Linked DNA regions of Homo sapiens: region 2 is linked to region 1. The links are chromatin loops, found by intact Hi-C in ENCODE. Cell type or tissue: B cell. All regions are shown on one strand. Links, peaks and the distances in the headings refer to the core of each region. The heading gives the core; the rest is flanking DNA. Region 1 has its middle 90 kb from the start of RASGEF1B. Region 2 has its middle 160 kb from the start of RASGEF1B.

The links. Hi-C counts contacts between places; a loop is a spot of excess contacts. Peaks named below come from ENCODE experiments on the same cell type or tissue, not always from the same donor. Only the 100,000 strongest peaks of a DNase experiment are listed, where the experiment ranks them.
Region 2: it touches region 1 in a loop (6-fold over the local background); 4 of 110 quality-filtered maps call a loop at or near these places.

The regions. Positions count from the first base shown.
Region 1 is chr4:81,557,167-81,566,993 of GRCh38, reverse strand. No RefSeq gene overlaps it. Among named protein-coding and RNA genes, the nearest start is that of RASGEF1B, 90 kb to the right of the region's middle. RefSeq lists an enhancer at 4,290-4,459. In B cell, for the core only: no CTCF peak of the experiment used is centred there; a DNase peak (open chromatin) is centred at 4,683; H3K4me3 peaks cover 2,411 bases; H3K27ac peaks cover 4,989 bases.
Region 2 is chr4:81,630,287-81,640,113 of GRCh38, reverse strand. No RefSeq gene overlaps it. Among named protein-coding and RNA genes, the nearest start is that of RASGEF1B, 160 kb to the right of the region's middle. In B cell, for the core only: no CTCF peak of the experiment used is centred there; DNase peaks (open chromatin) are centred at 4,233, 5,033, 7,763 and 7,903; H3K4me3 peaks cover 423 bases; H3K27ac peaks cover 1,275 bases.

The DNA of each region.
Region 1 (9,827 bases), core at 1,001-9,000:
AGAAACATAGTTATATATACATATTATTTATGTGCATGTTATATAAACATACATATACACATTATTATTATGAATGAACTGTGTTTACATTTGGAAAAGTGGCCTAGGATTTGGGTACAGGGGAAAATAACTTCATGGTATATCCTTTTCTATTTTTAATTTTTTTTACAATGGATTTATGCTATTAAAATTAATAATTTTAAAAAACAAGAATTATACAAAGAGGTAATAAATTGTCCAATATTTGATTAACATGCTTAGTAGGACAGAATTGGTCATAAACCCTAGAAATATTAACACTGCGTTTACCAACTTTGGCTCATTAACTATTAAAAGAATGTCTCCTTTTCAGTTCACAGTTTCAAATTTTAACTTCAATCATAGCAAATAAGTACTTTTTGTCCTGCTTCCTGTCTTTCTACAAACATTTATGTTTCATTAGTGTTAAGCAATTTTACTGGCAGTGCTTATTTTTGTTAAAATGCAATGGCACAATTTCATAGGGCAGGAAGTGTCTTTCCTTCTCACTGGATTCAGTTTATCGGATGAGGGAAAGGAAGACAAACAGAACATTTAGGACAGAAAAGATAAGGATCACGGGGGCAGAAATTACCAAAAGAATAAGGGGAACAAATGAGAATGAGAAAGGGATGGGTGACATTGGGAGGGGCGTGAGGCCAGAGAGTGAAATGGGACAGAGTGAAGAACAATCTGGAAAGAAATCAGGAGAGGAGGAGGCGGAATTAGTGAAGGGTCAGAGAGCAACTGGCTAGGGAGGAGTGAAAAGGGGAAAGAAAAGCAGAAATTGAAACAAGAAACTGAGTCGAAAACAAAACAAACAGTCTATTGAAGAAAAGTAGCCCCCACAACAAGTGACTGGGGGATTGCTGACCTTGGCTGCAAGAGAAATGGGAATAAAAATCTCCAGACGGAAATTCAGTGGAAACTGAGGAATTGAAGGGGACATGACGCTTGACAAGAGGGCAAATATTTTGATTTAGATGAGACTCTTTCCTTTTAGATATAAATTTGGGGTAGATAGTTTCCAGGTGCCAATGATGGATCTCTCTAGCTTTCTGTCCCCATGTTCCATCTGGGAGGCAGAATGCTAGGGAAGGGGATGCTGTGACAGCTGGGTAAGGAGCAGGAAAGGAAAAAGAAACTCCTGTGATCCGTTATCCTGTGAGGAGAAGAGAGGACAGTGAAAGGGTCCTTTATCCACTGGCTGTGCAGCTGGAGACCGTGTCTGTCCCTCCAGCTGAGCAGCAGCCCAGCCACTTCTGACCCAGACAGTCCCTGACAAACAGCGTTCCACCCACCAGCCTCGGACTGTGGCCAAGGAGCTGTGGGAGGCGGGGACTCAGCAGAGCAACCTCCAGACTAGAAGATGAGGGAAATGGAAATGTTGAGAGAGAAAGGCAAAGAGGGGACTCACATTCACAAAAGTGACACTTTTACACTAGAAAAACTTGAGTACCTAAATGGAGGAAGAAGGATAGGAAGAGGGGCCCTCACTCAAAGGAACAAGTCAAAAATACACCCAACTGGATTTTGACCTAAGGGTTTGCCTATGATTCATTTTAAGGAGTATTATTTATTCTGTGATGATAAAGAATTTGGGGGTTCTGTGTCAGCAGTTTGTCAGTGTTGTTATCATCACCCGGATGCTAGATTGCCCAATTTTAGGACTGAGCTCTGGCAACTGGAACCCAGTTCTCCAGGGTTAGAACTATGTCTAACCCTGATCTGCTCTTTGCAAGCAGCTGGCTGTGCCATAGAAAGGACATCAGCAAGCTCTACCAGGCAACAACAGAACTAGCTGCACAGGAGTAATGTACTGATCTGCCAGCATAAAACATGTGTTAGTCCACAGTGGATGCAAGGATGAACATCCATAGAAAGCAAGGACGGGACAAGCTAGTCACATTCTTGTCTTTTGGTACCATTATGACCTGTCTATATGGTTTCAGTTGGGCAGAAATATTAGCATAATAGCCCTAATATTGGGCTAACACTAAGAAAGAAGCACGTGTTCTCAAGTGATGCAAAAAGTCAGCAGAAGTTTTTTTTTAATTACCCTAAAAATAAGTGATCCTACCAGGAGTGGTGGCTCATGCCTGTAGTTCCAGCACTTTGGGAGGCCGAGGTGGGCGGATCACAAGGTCAGGAGTTTGAGACCCTCCTGGCCAACATAGTGAAACCCTGTCTCTACTAAAAATACAAAAATTAGACTTGCGTGGTGGCGGGCACCTGCAATCCCAGCTACTCGGGAGGCTGAGGCAGGAGAATTGCTTGAACCCGGGAGGTGGAAGTTGCAGTGAGCCAAGATCGTGCCATTGCACTCCAGCCCAGGTGACAGTGCAAGACTCTGTCTCAAAAAAAAAAAAAAAAAAAAGATCCTAAAACAGCTGGGGATGAATCATTCAACATAGTTGATCATTTGTCCCTTGAAACACTAGATTAATTTTATTGTAAGCTTTTTATGTGGAATTATATTAAACAATGTAATTCATTTTTCAGCTTCTTAAAAAGTATATTCTGGTTATATTTTTGCCTTTCTTTATTACTCAGTGTTAACTATTGTTAAAATTTAGTTATTTTCCTCTACAATTATATATTAATGATCTGGGACCTACTGAAGGTTGTAGACTTGTTTGCCCCTATGCCACAATCTGTATATCAACCGGATGCTTCAAGGTTTTCTTTTTATAATTTTCTGTTCCTTTCCTTGTTGCCACACTATCAGTAGCTACTCCACCCCTTCTCAACCCCCATTCAACTTGTTGGCTCTAATCTACTAAAGTCTTGGAAGTCAAATAGCTATGTGTACAAAAATTATGGATAAGGTAACAGGAAATAGGCTCTGAATCAGTACGTGAGCAAAATACCTGAACTTTAGTGTGTCAAATTTGTCAGTTTGTCGGTTTCAGTGTGTTTTGTTTTTGTTTTGTTTTATATTCTCATCTATGATCTCATTAACAGAGACTTCCAGGTGAATTCAGGAAAAATGAAGTACTTTTTAATATAAATTGAGGAAATCCTAGCCAATTGTTGAGCTTTATTGACCACAAACTTGACAGTGGAAATAATATTTGCAGAAAGGAAGGGCAGATTATTTTCTCCAAAATCAAAACATATTTATTACCCTAAAAACTTTAATTTGTGGCTATTTTACAAAATTTTAAAAATAAAAACTTTTTAGATCTCAAAACTTTTACCAAAGATACCCACTCTTAATATTATGGTCTTTCAGAAACTACCATTTAAATGACTGCTGGTTTTCTTTTAAATGGGAGTAATCAGATGGAATTATAGAGCTCATCATTTTGTATATATAGTACAAGTTTGTAACATCTCTACATATCATAAATATTTTTGCTTTGCAACATAATCTCCATTAAGAGCTCAATTATTGCCTAGTATATTGAAAGGGTATATGTCAATGTGTATATTTATTGGTCATTGTACATATCAGTGTATTTAGATTTTTCCACTTATTTTGTGAATTTATGTATTTGATATTTGAACATAATTTTTTTTACCAGATTGTTTTAATTTTGCCTTAATATTTTATTTTCTTTTGTCAGTTTTAACCATATTGTATAAATTATACAAGATAAATTCATTTTTCTAGCAAGATGTATTTTACAAAGATATGAACTAAAAAATAGAATTCATTTGGATGGAAACTTTCTTGACAGCACCCTGTGTGAAAACACTAATCAAAGACATCTGAGGTTGTTTTGTTTACTCAGATGTCAAAAAGTTTTTTCTCTCTCATCTTGCTTATTTTAAACTTTGTCTTCCTTTTCTCATTCGAAATAATGATTTTTAAAAGGCTATTCCTTTTCTGAATCTCCTGTATTCTCCAACCTATAAATAAAATCCTTCGACTCCTTTTGAAGTAGCAGTGATTCAAGCCTTATACTTAAACCAGGTGTATTGTTTTTATATTTATTGGTAATATATTACTTCATGGCATCCAAATGGATAAAGAGAATTTTGTTCACAGAATGTCCATACTAGAGGGAAATCTACTCACCATTGATCTTCCTCACAGATATCTTGAGAAAGAAAATATAGCTTTTATTCCTCTGTTTCTGAAGTACATGGAAACTATAGCAAGGAATTTAAGGTCATATTATATCACTTATTAAATGTATTAGGATTTATTAGTTGTACCCATCTAGCATGATTTTCAGTAAGAGGAGAAACTTCCATGTGGAGACTCAATAATAGATTTAAAATACCTGAGTCAGGTATTACACTTCTCTCAAAGATTTAAGGCATCCTTGAAAAAGAGTCTAAATGCAATAAGTTAGTGTAATATAACCAGTCTGCTGTGGAACACTTTCACCATGTCAGATCTCCCAGTAACAGGTTTTCTGAACTTGGGCTAGTGACAAGCTTACCTAGGCCTCAGTTTCTTCATTTGTAAAATGAAATGATTTGGTTCCATGAGGAGGCTGTAGATAAGCACAAGGTGCTACTCCTGGTTAGAATCTCAAAGAGAGTCAACATTAGAATGTTGATCTGAAAAAGCTGATATAGGAAGAATATTCTTCAGTTATGACATAGACTCCACCATTTATACAGGTTGGAGGGAAAAAATACTTTCTCATTTTCATGATTACAGCTGCTGGTTTCATTTCCTCCTTTGTAGGAACCCCCTGTTTTTACGTACAGGAAGGATGCTTGAAATAGAAGTGAAAGCAGAAACTCCAGGCAATATAGGAAACACCAAGTGAATGTATATGCCTGCAAGGGGACCTAGCTCTTTATCATTCTGAGTAATTTGGAAGGAAAGGTATTTAACAATGTCTGCTTCCTCAAACAATACCTTCCTTAGGTGAATGTACTGCCTAAAAGGTATTAAACATCTGAGTCCAAATTTCAAAGTAGAATTTCCCAAGGAATTTTCTTATAATAGAAATAAATGTTGTCACCTACTATCAGAGGTCAATTGAAATTTTTTGTTATAAATTCCTATCAACTTACTATTAGTAATTAAATAATTAGGGGCCTTTGAGTAGAAAGGCTGTCAAATGAGACTGGCAATACAGATGGCTTGTAAAGAGAACAGAGTCACCAAATACTTCTTAATGAGTAGCTAGTTCAAGGCAATCCAAAGCACCTCTCTATTTTGCCAAGCATGTTTTTGGTATGGTTATGGACATGGTGCTCCTGCAAAGACATTGCCCCAAATTCGGCATCTTTCTACATGGTTGCTTATGCTTCAAGCTGTTTAATAGCCACAGAGCCCTCCAAGGCTGGGCCTAGATTAGCATTTTTGAATCTTTTTTGATTATAACCCACAAAAGAAATGCATCCTAAACCATGATCCAGGACTCCCATATGTGAATGTATGCTTGTACGTATATCTACGCCAGTCAGAACGGTGATTTTTAAAAAGTCAAGAAACGACAGATGGTGGCAAGGTTGTGGAGAAGTATGAGCACTTTTACACTGTTGGTGGGAATGTAACTTAGTTAAACCATTGTGGAAGATGGTGTGGCTATTCCTCAAAGATCTGGAACCAGAAATATCATTTGAACCAACAATTCCATTATTGGGTATATACCCAAAGAAATATAAATCATTCTATTAAGAAGATATATGCATGTGTAAGTTCATTGCAGCACTATTCACAATAGCAAAGACATGGAATCAATAGAAATGCCTATCAATATACTGGATAAGGAAAATGTGATACATATACACCATGGAATACTATGCAGCCGTAAAATAGAATGAGATCATGTCCTTTACAGGGAGGGACATGGATGAAGCTGGAAGCCGTTATCCTCAGCAAACTAACACAGCAACAGAGAACCAAACATGGCATGTTCTCACTCATAAGTGGGAGCTGAACAATAAGAACACATGGACACAGGGAGGGAAACAACACACACTGGGGCCTGTTGGGGGTGGGGTTGGGGGAGGGAGAGCATTAGGAAAAATAGCTAATGCATGCTGGGCTTAAAACCTAGATGACGGGTTGATAGGTGCAGCAGACTTCCATGGCACATGTTTACCTATGTAACAAACCTGTACATCCTGCACATGTACTCCAGAACTAAAAATATAAATTAAAAGAAAAAAAAACAAAGCACATCCAGAAAGAGTGTCAGGAAATGATACTCTTACCAGATAGGATGAGATTTCCTGTTTTAGCGTATGTTGCTTTATTTGTTAAAATGCTGTGATGACCCACTATACTGACGATACAATCAACAAATAGGTTTCAGTCTACAGTTTGAAAAACATTGATCTAAATTAATAATAATTATGATAATAAAAATAGCAACAGTGAATAACAATACAATAAAAAGTTTCAACCAACAGAACCCTGGGCCTTCTTTAGAAGAATTAGTTATCTAAGAGTGACCTTGAGCAGGAGATATAGAGAGACTATCTTATAGTGTACGAGGATTTTCTGAAAATTAATAAAATTGTGACAACTGCTTTGGAGACTCTGTCTCATTCCACTGATTCATCTAAATACTGTTGCTTCAGATGTTAGAAAGATCTACTATATATACTCTGATCTTAACTGGACTTGAGAATTAAAAGAGAATTTAAATGTATAACATATCATAATTTTTTGAGCTGCTAAGAAAGAAAAAAATGCTGCTAATTATGATTGTAAAATCCCATGAATTCTATGACATTTAATAGACATGTTAAAATATGAAAAAACATACTTTTTTTGAAAGCGTTGCTTCTAAAATGAACACTGAACTAAGACTCACTTGGGGGCTCTCCTCAGGCTTTCTGGGTCCCATGTTCTTCCCTTCATAGGAGAAATGGGAGTTTGCTTATCTGTGGGGAAAATTAGCTAGGATTGTATTTTATTAATTTTGTGGAATTTTTTAGAATTATAAATTCAAAAGCCATCCTTAATGACAATCTGGATCCTACCTCCTCATGTTACAGTTGAAGAATCTGATACCCAGAGAGCTGATGTGACTTGCCCCAGTTAACACAACAAAGTAGAGACAAAAATAAGTTTAAAAGAGAAAAGAGGCGAGGTGCGGTGGCTCACGCCTGTAATCCCAACAGTTTGGGAGGCCAAGGCGGGCGGATCATCTGAGGTCAGGAGTTCGAGATTAGCCTGACCAACATGGAAAAACCCCATCTCTACTAAAAATACAAAATTAGCCGGGCGTGTTGGTGCATGCCTGTAATCCCAGCTACTCGGGAGGCTGAGGCAGGAGAATCGCTTGAACCCAAGAGGCAGAGTTTGCAGTGAGCCGAGATGATGCCACTGCACTCCAGCCTGGGCAACAAGAGCGAAATGCGGTCTCAAAAAAAAAAAAAAAAAAAAAAAAACAATAGAAAAGAGAAAAGAAAAAAACATCTAGTTGTCAGACTGGAAAGGAGAAGTGGCAGCCCAGGGAAAATTGGGGCTAGAACCCGAAGCCTCTGCTCCATTTGTTATGTCTCCTCAGCTTTTTTAAAAAAAATAGCCATAGGCTCCTTCCACCCTTTTAATTTAATATTTCCATTCTGTGAAGAGATATAAATTATTGCTGGAAACTCTTTCTCAAACATCGTTTACATGATGACACTAATATTTTTTCCTTCTTAAGAAACTCAGGAACTGCTTTGGTTTCAAACCAATTATTTACTTTCTGTCAGGTGATCAGGATCTTCCACTATCATCTTAATTTGTTTATTTATGGTTTATACCCTACACACTTTCTATAAGAATTAGCTGGATCAGCCTTTCCACCTATTCATCTTAATCCAGTCACACTATCCTATCTACTGTTTCAGTAAATCCCCTGCCATCATCTACATGTGGTGTGAAACTTTCCAGTTCTGTAACTTTACAAATGCTCTTCATTGTTAACTTCTGTTTTCTTGTAAATCCAACATTTATCTATCTCCTTTGGAAAACAATCTTTAATTAACATTGTTTTGTGGTCCATACATGTTTAAACATATTCTACATTCCTTTCATTTTTACTCAACAGTTAACTTGAAAGATGCTAACTGATCTTGGCTTTTATGTATTGTGTTCCCTTAAGGGTACCACTTTTGCACTGCCCTGACTTCAAGGATAATGCTCAATCTACAGCGTTTCCTGACTCATGTGGTCCCTGTCCTCAAGGAGCTAACAATTTAGTAGTAGCACATACTCCCCACTGAGCTACAGGAAGGAATACATGCACAAAACAGCAAAGCTGTGTTCATGCTTATTCATAAATGGTTGGTTCATCACCTCATGAATAGCAGAAGGCACAGAATATTTGGCTAACGAGAGACTCTGACCTCCTCTCCCAACACTCACTATCTGCATCTTAACATTCATCCCATACTTAACTATCTCCAGTTCCTCAAGGATGCTTTGTCACACCTCTGTGCCTTCATTCATAAGCTTATTAGCCTAGAGCACCCCTCACCCCGTTCTTCACCTGGACCAGACATGTCCTTTACAAAATCTCTCAAGAAAGGTTCTTTCTCACCACCACTCTGCCCATGCTCCCTTTCACCATGCGGCCATGAAGTTTGAGTGCCTATGGCCCATCACAGCACTTGTCACTGTATCCTAATTGTCTGCTGACATTTCCCTTCTCAACCAACCTGACAGGTACTTGTGGTAAGGTGCCAAGGATCCTTTGGCACCTCGAATGGTACTGGCAACTATAATCTGTGATCAACTCCCATTATCCCAGAAAAATGAAAAGAAAATAAATTTGATCAAAATGCCATCCCTACCCTTAAAGGGAATGACACTTTGTGAGGTTAGTGAGCAAACAGAACCACAGTTGCTCATCCTAGATATTAGAAGTTATTCTTAGAGTCAGACTGCTCTTCAGAGTTCATTTTTGATGGAGAATACGTCACATAAGCTTGTTAGCCATATTTTAGAAAAAAAATACCATCTTCTAAAAGGTTAGAGCCAGCTGGATTTCTGTTTCAAAGACTCATCAGGTAGCCTTAGAAATGCTCTCTCTCTCTCTCTGTCTCTCTTTAATACTGCAGTAGTTTTATCACTGCCATAATATTTTCCAGGTTGGGTAACTCCTGATATATTGCTGAGCTCATTTTCCCTTGTTTCTTTACCTTTTAAAACTAGTTATATGCATATTATCTTTAATAAAGTTCTATTAATTCATTTCAGTTGACTTTATCCTCTACTATTGCATACACTCCATTGACAATGTTTTCAGAGCCAGGGAAGGGTTCTTCTTAAGGAAGGAGAAGGCAGTTGAAATTTCTTTTCATGTACTCAATGAAAAACCTGAATATCAGTCAATTTGCATTCTGGGATTCATAGTCTAGAGATTCCCTGTGCCTTGAACCACAAAAGAAGCATATCTCTGGACAGATCTTTGGTGGGACCCAAATATGAATCATATTAGAGTATCTAACTGTCCTGCTTTGCTAGAGGTCAGGAAGTTTAACCTAGTAGAAATGAAATGGACTCTGCAGTCATATAAATATCTGCAGAATGCCACATGCATTGTGAGGATGATGCAAAGGGCATCTGAGTCACACAAAGCTTGATTTATCTTCTTCTGCAGTTTGCCACCTGGATAGTGTTGGGCAGTTTATCTCTATACCTCATGGGGTTCTTATGAAATATGTATGCAAAAGAGTACATATAAAGTCTCATAGGTATTTAATGTAAGGTACATATTAAGTGCTTTAAAATGTTGGTTATTGCTAATATCATTTCTAGGCTATTTTATAAAATTGCTACAATATTAAATAATTTTTCAGTAGCATCTCACATTATTCAAAGACTTAAATTTAAAAAACAGCCAATAGCCTATTGGGCTTCAACACCAGCATTGATATTGTAGATTTAGGATTTT
Region 2 (9,827 bases), core at 581-8,580, 74 kb before region 1:
TGTGCCCGACTTGCAAGATCATACTCTTCCTGGGCAGGGCCAACTACGTAATTTGCTGAGCCTCGTGCAAAATGAAAATGCAAGAACTCCACATTCAAAGGGCAGGGAAAAAGTGCCAGTAAAGGCACTCATATTTTAAATGTTTAAAACTTTTTCCTTTCTTCCACGTTCTCTCCCTCATCATAATGTTTTATTATTACTATTATTTAGTGTTGCAATCCCTTGGGCATGGGAATGAAGGGCAGTTACAGAGCCTCACAGGTGCCCAGGGATCCCACCCTGCAACTCAGCTCACCAGTTGCCAGGTTTCCTCTCTCTCCAGATGCCAGGCCCGCCAAGAGGCTGTGTCCTGGCAGAAAGCTGGGGGTTGAGGGGTGGGAGGAGTCAATCTTCCCTTCCCATGGACCTGCTGTCCCAAGCTACAGTGACTGGTAGCCCCAAGGGGATTGCATCCTTCAAACCAGGACATGCCAGGTACCTGGATCCAGGTGGGTGAGAGACTTACCTCCACTCCCCTCTCCTCCTGGCCTATCCCCTCCCCCACCCCCTGCTGCCACCCACCAAGCATGCATGGTACTGCCAGTCTGGAGAGGAGATGGCAATAACCACACCCTGTGCTGGGAGTCCAGGGCCCACAGGCTCGATCAGGATCTGCCCTGTACCCATGCCTAGTCCTTGCAGGAACAAAGGGTGACAGCAGTCACTGGGCAGGGTGGGGAGGGGCAGCCAGCAGGGCTTGGGCAGAGATAGACATTGGCAGTTAGTTTGGAGTCCCTTTAATATAACATGTATGAATACAGCCAGCCTGTATGCTCTCCCAATATAAACCAATTGATACATTCAAGTTTTCATATATTTTCAAACTAAGACCCTGAACCCATTAGCAATCCCTTCTTATTTCCCCAACAATCTCCCCCGACCCCAGCCCTAGGAAACCACGAATCTACTTTCCATTTCTATGTATTTTCCTATTCTGGGCATTGTTTACCACATTGAAGTTTTGGTGTGGACATGTTTTTATTTCTCTAGGGGTCTAACTGCTGGGTCATTTGGTAACTCTGTGTTGAATATTTTGTTTGCCACAGCATCTGTGCTACTTTACATTCTTACCACCAATGTATGAGGGTCTCAATTTCTCCACATCTCCAAGCTAGAGTTCTCTTTGACAACCTGAGTTAACCTAACCTCACTAGGACATAGAGTAACTGAGACAGAGCTATTGTATATGGCTGTTCATATTGCTTGCTTGCTTTTCTTAGGCATGGTTAGCCACAAAACCTATCATCAGTTCAACTGGGTTATGTATTAAGAAATGCATGCATTTCTTTCTTTTCTTTTCTTTTCTTTTTCTTTTTTTTGAGATGGAGTCTCGCTCTGTCACCTAGGCTAGAGTGCAGTGGTGTGATCTTGGCTCACTGCAACCTCTGCTTCCTGGGTTCCAGTGATTCTCCTGCCTCAGCCTCCTGAGTAGATGGGATTACAGGCTCATGCCACCATGCCCAGCTAATTTTTGTATTTTTAGTAAAGACGATGTTTTACCATGTTGGCCAGGTTGGTCTTGAACTCCTGACCTCAAATGGTCCATCTGCCTCAGCCTCCCAAAGTGCTGGGATTACAGGTGTGAACCACCGCGCCCAGCCAGGAAGGCATACATTTCTTAATTGCTAACATTTATTGTTATCCTTGTTTTTGATTATGGCCATCCTACAAAGGTGTGATGGGTGTAATGTGGTACCTTGTTGTAGTTTTGATTTGCATTTTTCTAATAGCTAATAACATGGGACATCTTTTCATGTCCTTACTAACCATTTGTAAATCTTTCAAATCTTCTGTTTAAATTCTAAGCCCATTTTACATATATATGTAAAATATTATATAATTTAATATATATAAAATTAAGTGTAAAATATATATAAATATATATTCAATTAAAAGTAAAATAATATGTATTATAATATATATCTATATATTATAATACATATTATTTTACTTTTAATTGAATATATATTTATATATTATATATAATATATTAATATATAATATGTATTATATATAATATAAATATGTATTATATATTATATATTATATCTATATTATATATAGATATAATATATAATATATCTAATATATATTAGATATAATATATAATTATATTATATATATTAGCCAGTGCTTTGGGGGGCTGAGACAGGGGGATCGCTTGAGCCCAGGAGTTTGAGGCTGCAGTGAAATATGATCGTGCCACTGCACTCCGGCCTAGGTGACAAAGCAAGACCCTGACTCTAATATATAGATATATATATAGATATATATTATATCGATATTATTATATTAATATTATATATTAATATCTATATATTATAGATGTAGATATTAATATCTATATATTAATATATAGATATATATTATATCTATAGTATTATAATATATATTATATAATTATATATTATATATTATATTATATAATATATTATATAATATATAATATATATTATTATATAATATATATTTTATATTATATTATATTTTATAATAATTATATTATATATTATATAATATTATGTAATATATATTATATTATATAATATTATGTAATATATATTATATTATATAATATTATGTAATATATATTATATTATATAATATTATGTAATTTATATTATATTATATATAATATAATATAATATTGTATGATATATAATACAATATTATATTATATTATATATAATATAATTATATATTATAATTATATATTATATATTATATTATATAATATAATATATAATATATAATTATATAATATATATTATAATACTATAGATATAATATATATCTATAATATATAGATATTAATATATAATATTAATATAATATCGATATAATATATATCTATATATATATCTATATATTAGAGTCAGGGTCTTGCTTTGTCACCTAGGCCGGAGTGCAGTGGCACGATCATATTTCACTGCAGCCTCAAACTCCTGGGCTCAAGCGATCCCCCTGTCTCAGCCTCCCAAAGCACTGGCTAAGCCCATATTTTAATTGGGGTATCTTTCTTTATTTTATTGAGTTGTAAGAGTTCTTCATATATTCTAGATATAAATCTATTATCAGATATGTAACATGCAAATTTTCCCCCATTTTGTGAGTCATCTTTTTCATTTTCTTGTTGATGTCCTTTGAAGCATAAAAATTTTTAATTTTGATGCAGTCTAATTTATCTATTTTTTTCTTTTGTTGCACTTGCTTTTGGTATTATATTTAAGACCTCACTTAACCCAAAATCACTGAAGATTTACTTCTGTGCTTTCTTCTATGAGTTTTATAATTTTCTTTCTTACATTTAGGTCTATGGTCCTTTTGGGGTTAATTTTCATCTATCATGTGAGAAAGGGGTCCAGTTTCATTCTTTTGCATATAGATATGCACCATTTGTTGAAAAAAAAACTATTATTTCCCCCATGGAATTGTTTTGGTACCCTTGTCAAAAATTAACGTCTAGCCTTATGCTGCCTTATCTTGAGAGAAATGCCTTATCATGAGAAAATGACTCAAGTTTGGGAAATCTACTGATTTTGTCAGATTTATTTTATTTGAGTGTTTTACAGACATAAAGGAATTAGAAATAGCTTCCTAAATCATTCATTCTTTTCTAACCTTAATGCAATTCAGTTAGAACAAAACCTGGGTCCAGTGGGGTCCCCAACCCTCAAAACCCTCTAGCCAACTTGATGAGAAAGAATGTTGTGGGTTTTATGAGAAAAAACAATCAGGAAATAATATTTCTTGAGTAATGCTTTTGGCATTTAACATTAAAGCAAACTAGTTTATTACTTTGGAGTCAACGACTCAGGCAAATTTTTATAGGATTTTATAGATTCTCCACATAATCATTACATTGTAGTGGTGCCTACAACATGCCAGGGACACTAAACATGTGCATGTCTGGATCCATTGATTATTAATTTTCCCCTCCAATCCTTACCACAATCCTAAGAAGTGAATATTGATTTCCCTGTCTTACACATAAGGAAACAAAGGTTGTGTAACTTGCCCAAGGTCATCCACCTTGTAAGTGGCTGAGATGGAATTTGAACTCAGGTTTGTCCGAATTTCAAGTTTAACGTGTTGCAGTTTGCCTTTACAGACGTATCACCAGCCTTGTATACCAGCTTTTCTTTTGCACAGTGCTTTCACTTCCTCATTCTTACAGAGGCTGTGTTCCCTGCCACGTGGGGTGAGCCAATGGGCTGAAGAAGCATGAGGAAAAGGAGACTCGGGTATGGCAGGTGGCTGTGTGGAGAGGACACTTGGTAAGAATGCTGCCAAGTTGCAGGTGTAAATGATCCGTGAGATAAATGAGAAGCCTTCCCCTGTACGACTGCTTTTCATCAAGCAGAAATGATTGAAAAGATTCTGGGTCAAAGAATTTACCTAAGTTTATTTTTATAGAAATTTTGTGTTTTAGAGCCAGAAAAATATTTAATCTGACTCAACTAGGAAACCTGTACTCATAAATAGATTCTCCTGAACATAATCAAAATGATAATTTCCTCCTCTGGGCTCAACCAGCCCTGGTTGCCCTACTGCAATTATCATCTCTCTGCCAGTCTACTATGCTATTTCATTTTGTCAATCCATACTAATTTTCAGGCAGTGCAAGGAGTTGTGTGTGTGTGTGTGTGTGTGTGTGTGTATGTGTTTCCCTGCAGCTCAAATCATCTCTGTCTCCAGAGGAAAGCATGACTGCTGTAAGTCAAATTGAATTTGCAATTCCCAGGATAGCCTTTATCACTGTTGTGCAAACACTGTCCTCTTAAAAACCTGTCTGAGGGATAGCATTTGATACCTGTGCATCATCTGACTCCATGAGGCCAGTGTTGAAAATCTTGCTGTCCTTCTCATCAGGCCAGTTGAAGTATGGCCTAGTCATAGTGTAAAATGGCTGTTCTTTTCCTCTGGAGCATTTCCTACATATGCTGCTTATCAATAGGAGTGGGTCATCACTAAACAAAAGAAATGAGCAGGCAGAGGGAGGGGATTGTCAGTGTTCCCTGGAGGTTGAACATTTTAAGTGTGTACATAAGTGTGCCCAGTTATGACAGAGTCACTTCCTGTCCTGAATCCCCTCCACAAACACAGGACAATGTCATGAGGTGTATGATGTAGATAATCACATGGTGTGTTGCAGCAACATATTTAGAGCTTATCATCAAGAGGACTTTTGAAATAGGCAGGTGAAGACTCCATTTCCGTTGTCCAGAAAGAGATGATGAGAGTGAAATTTCAGCATCATAGCCTATGTGCTGTCAACATGGATGTAATAAGCTTTTGATAATTTACAGGCTATTTTTCTGCTCAGTGAATGATTTAGGGCCTTTTATTCTGTGATTGACAGGGCTTCTTTCACAAGGCGGGCATGGGGAGGGGAAATGACCATTTTCCAACTCATTTCCAGTGTTGCTGAAGAACTTCTTGTGGGGTGTAGAGTATAATCCCCAATAGCTGGGACGCCCTGGGATGATTTTTGGATAAAAGTATATTTGACATGTCAGTATCACCCTATTCCTTGCAGTTGGCACTTGCAATTCCCAAGGCTACCATGGGAATTGCAAAATTTTTTTAAAAAAATATGAGATTGGAATTTCCATTTCTGTGCCCTAAACATGAGATATAATAGCAACATCCAGGTCACTGTGATTAAAGATCTCACCCCACGTTTGATGCCGTAGTCCAGGTTCTGCTTTTTGAGACTGGCTCTTCCTCTTGTTTCCCTTAGTTTGCACTCTTTCTGCTTCCACCTACCTCTCAGACACACCCACAGCCTCCTTTGCTAATTCCGAATTTTTCCACTCAGCTTCATGATGGAGGAGCTACCTTGAGATCTATAGTCACCCCACTTCTCGGCTCCATTCTCTTCCTCAGAGCTATTCCATCCACTCCTTTGTCCTCACTCACATGTAAATCTGTTAGTGCCAGAGCTGAATAGCTCACTACCTACTAGGTGTCAACCTAGAAACATCCAGCAGACATCTTAGACTTAACTAGTTGAAAATCAAACTAAATACTGTTCCCTTCCTTTTTCTGCCGTACTCAGGTCTCCAGTTCCCAGAGTTGCTCATCATCAGTAAGAATTTCCATGTATCACATAAATTGCTTCACCTTCTTTGAAAAGAAATCTGGAAGACTTAGTTATAATGAAAAGTATGTATACTGGCCAGACACAGTGACTCACGTCTGTAATCCCAGCACTTTGGGAGGCCGAAGCAGGTGGATCATTTGAGGTCAGGAGTTCGAGACCAGCCTGGCCAACATGGTGAAACCCTGTCTCTACTAAAAATACAAAAACTAGCTGGGCGTGGTGGCAGGCACCTATAATCCCAGCTACTCATGAGGCTGAGGCAGGAGAACCATTTGAACCCAGGAGGCAGAGGTTGCAGTGAGCTGAGATCACGCCACTGCACTCCAGCTTGGGTGATGGAGTGAGACTCTGTCTCAAAAAACAAAAAAAAAGTACCTATACCTTTTAACCCAGCGATCCTATTTTTAGACTCTATCTTATTGAATTCAAAGCACCTCTCTATATAAAGATATATTTGTAAGGATGCTTATTGTTAGTGATAGAAAACTGGGAACAACCTGAATTCCCATCAGAGCAGAATAGATGACAATGAATTATGGCCATCTTGCAGCTCTTCAGTGTGAAAACGCATCTATGATATATTCTGAAGTGAATAAAGCAGCTTGCAAATTAATATGTACATCATCCCGTTATTATAAAAACAAAAATAACAAAAAACTCTACCTGTGTATATGTGTTTGTGTGTTTGAATGGACATGGGAATGGTGGAATAATCAGCTGACTTAATGTTATTTCCCAGGGTGGGGTGTGGTGGGGATGAACGAGCACGTGTTGCCTTTGTAATATTTGAAAAAAAAATTTAATTGCTCATCATTCCATATTTCTTGCTAGTCACTCAAGTAGGAATCTTAGCATCACGTTAGACTCCTCCTTCCCCCTTTCTTTTGCCAATGATTCATTGTTTCTGTGTCTCAATCCTTCACCGGACTGTAAAGGCATTGAGGGCGAGGCCTGTGTATGGTAATGTTGTCTCCTGCCTAGTACCTTGCACATTTCTTTCAACATACGGTTATTGACTTGAAATAAAGATTTTAATGTGTGATTTATCCAGTTTTCTATTATACGGATATCTCTTGGTTTTTATTTCTAATACAGAGGGATGCCAGTGCTTTTGCCAAAATCCTCAAATCATATACCACCCTCCCCCACCTGCTGTGGAAAATGTGGCCTTGGGATATGCAATATTACATCATGTACTCTTCCATCCCAGGTTGAGTTACTTAGTCTTCTCCTACACATATTTTTACCCACCTCTGCATCCTGCTTTCAGTGTCACTTAGAGTCCTTTGGATAAGAGGCAGCCAAATGGGGTAAATGGGCTAACCGTCTCTGAAGGCCTGTGTGCATATGTGCACTGAAGTAAGCATAGAACGGTACCTGTGTCAAATACATGATGAAGAAGTTGGCCAAACATCCAGGTATTTCCTGAGGTCAAATATTTGGCAATGTGAAACAGACATTTTAAAACCAATTTCTAAATTTTGTCTCCTCTATATTAAAGATTAAATAGGGAACTCAATCTAGGGAATCTTTCACCACACCTGTGGCTTTCTTCATATACGTACACCCACACACGTGCGCAAACACGCTGCTGCATTGCACTTTACTTGAATTTCAATTTGCTGAATCATGATTTAACTGGCTTTGCTCCTATGGCTTTCCAGGACTGATGGCTAATGTCTGAGTTGCCTGAAAGGGGAGTGGCAGCTGTTTGGTCAGATTTGATGGATGAATTGCTCCACTGATCTTTCTACCAGTTCTGCATGCACTGTTTCATCCTGCATTCCAGAGCTTTGACCAAATTCTGATACAGAGATCTGTGATTGGCCATCCTCAGTTTGTTGGATTGCACAGCACATTGAATAACCAGGCATGATGTCATTTTCATGCAAAGTAACAGCAACACATGATCTCTTAAACCAGGTTGAGTTAAATCATCAAGCTGCTATTTATATCCCTAGCACTTCTCAGGCTAAGAGTGCAACAGCATAGCAGCAGGTATCAATTACAATCCTCATTTGTTCTTGGAAGTAGCTAATAGGGGAAGTAAGAGCTGTTCCTTATCCACAAGATCCCTGCTTGTAAGAGAGAGAATTTGGCATCCCATTGGGTAATATAAACTTCAAAAACAGTAAGAAATGAGTAGTTAAAAATAGTTGACTGGAAACCTATTGTGGTTCCTAAAGAATGCTACCCTTTGTGATGTTCTCTATATATAGTTATGAGGTTCTAGGCTGAACATAGTCAACAGACAGAATTTTATTCAGGAGTTATGCTTCTTGAAACTGCTCTCTCTGTATTTTGCATTTTTTAAGAGTTGATGTCAAGCTAGTAACACTTAAGGGGTTTCCTTTTCCTATATTGGTAGTGAGTTCTAAATATGGCCTTCTCACTCCAATCAGTTGGCTACTCTGATTTAAGTCAAACCACTGAAAACATATTCTTATACAGCTTGCCTCTTTACTGAGCCCTCCTCTCCTACCACCCTTCTCTCCAAATAAACAGGAAAAGCAACCCCAAGCAACAAAATATCTGTTGAATAAGCATCATCTCCTAGCATCAGAAGTTAGTGGGAGCTTTGCCCAGGGAGAGGAATTAGAAATCAGCCTATAAAAATAAATGAATCTGTTTCCATAGTGATGGGAATCTTTCTCTCCATAGTTTTTAATCCTGTGTTCTCCCACAGATCCCTTAGGCAGAATAACAATAAAGTCAAAGACAACATTTTATTATCTTAATGGATCCTTAATTTAAAGCCAAAAGCCTTTAAATTATCTTCCCAAAGATACCATTGACCGTAACTTTTGGAATTGGATACCTGAACATCGTTGCAGGAGGAATATCATCTCCTAGAACCCTAGCCAAGCAGGAGGGATGAAATGAGGAAGACCTCGTGGGTTACACATGCATTTTGCATGCAGCATTTCCCGATGAGTAACACAACTGTCATGTTTAATATTTCATTGGTGAAGAAAATGTGCATCTGTCTGTGTTCATCTGCCGAGTGAAATTTTGCACTGATGGAGCCTGTGTGTGGTGAACACGACAGGGCTCCCTCATTACTTCCCTAAATTCTATTCCACAGCAAACAGGAGAAATCCATACCAGCAACAAAGCCCGAGCCACTGCTCCTTACCCACCAGCCAGCTTCAGGGGGTCCTTCACCTTTGTTTCTGCAGCTACGACTAGGCCTGCCTCTGCCATCACATGAAGAAGGCTCAGAGAGGCCCAGCAGCTGTGGTTTCAGAAGTATGGCTGCAGAGACAAAGGACCCAGAAGAATAAATTCCTGGGCAGAATTGTCCTAGGATGCAGGTGAGGAACTGGGAGCCCCATGAGGAATACCGAGCTGGTGGAAATGTCCTCTACATACATGGCAAACTCATAAAGCAGGTGGTCCATGTGTGGAATTATGCAAATGACATGAATAGGAATTATTTCAAGATTGTTGCAAAACTGAATGTGAAAGGGCTCAATAAATATCTTTGATTTTCCACGAGAAGTCATCTCAATGGGAAAAAATGTCTTGACTCTCTTAATTCCATATAAGCATGAATATATGTCACAGTTTTCTTGGAAAAAATTGAGAGTTTCATGCCTGTTGCCCAGGATAACTTTTTTGTTTTTCGAGATGGAGTCTCGCTTTGTCACCCAGGCTAGAGTGCAGTGGCGCGATCTCGGCT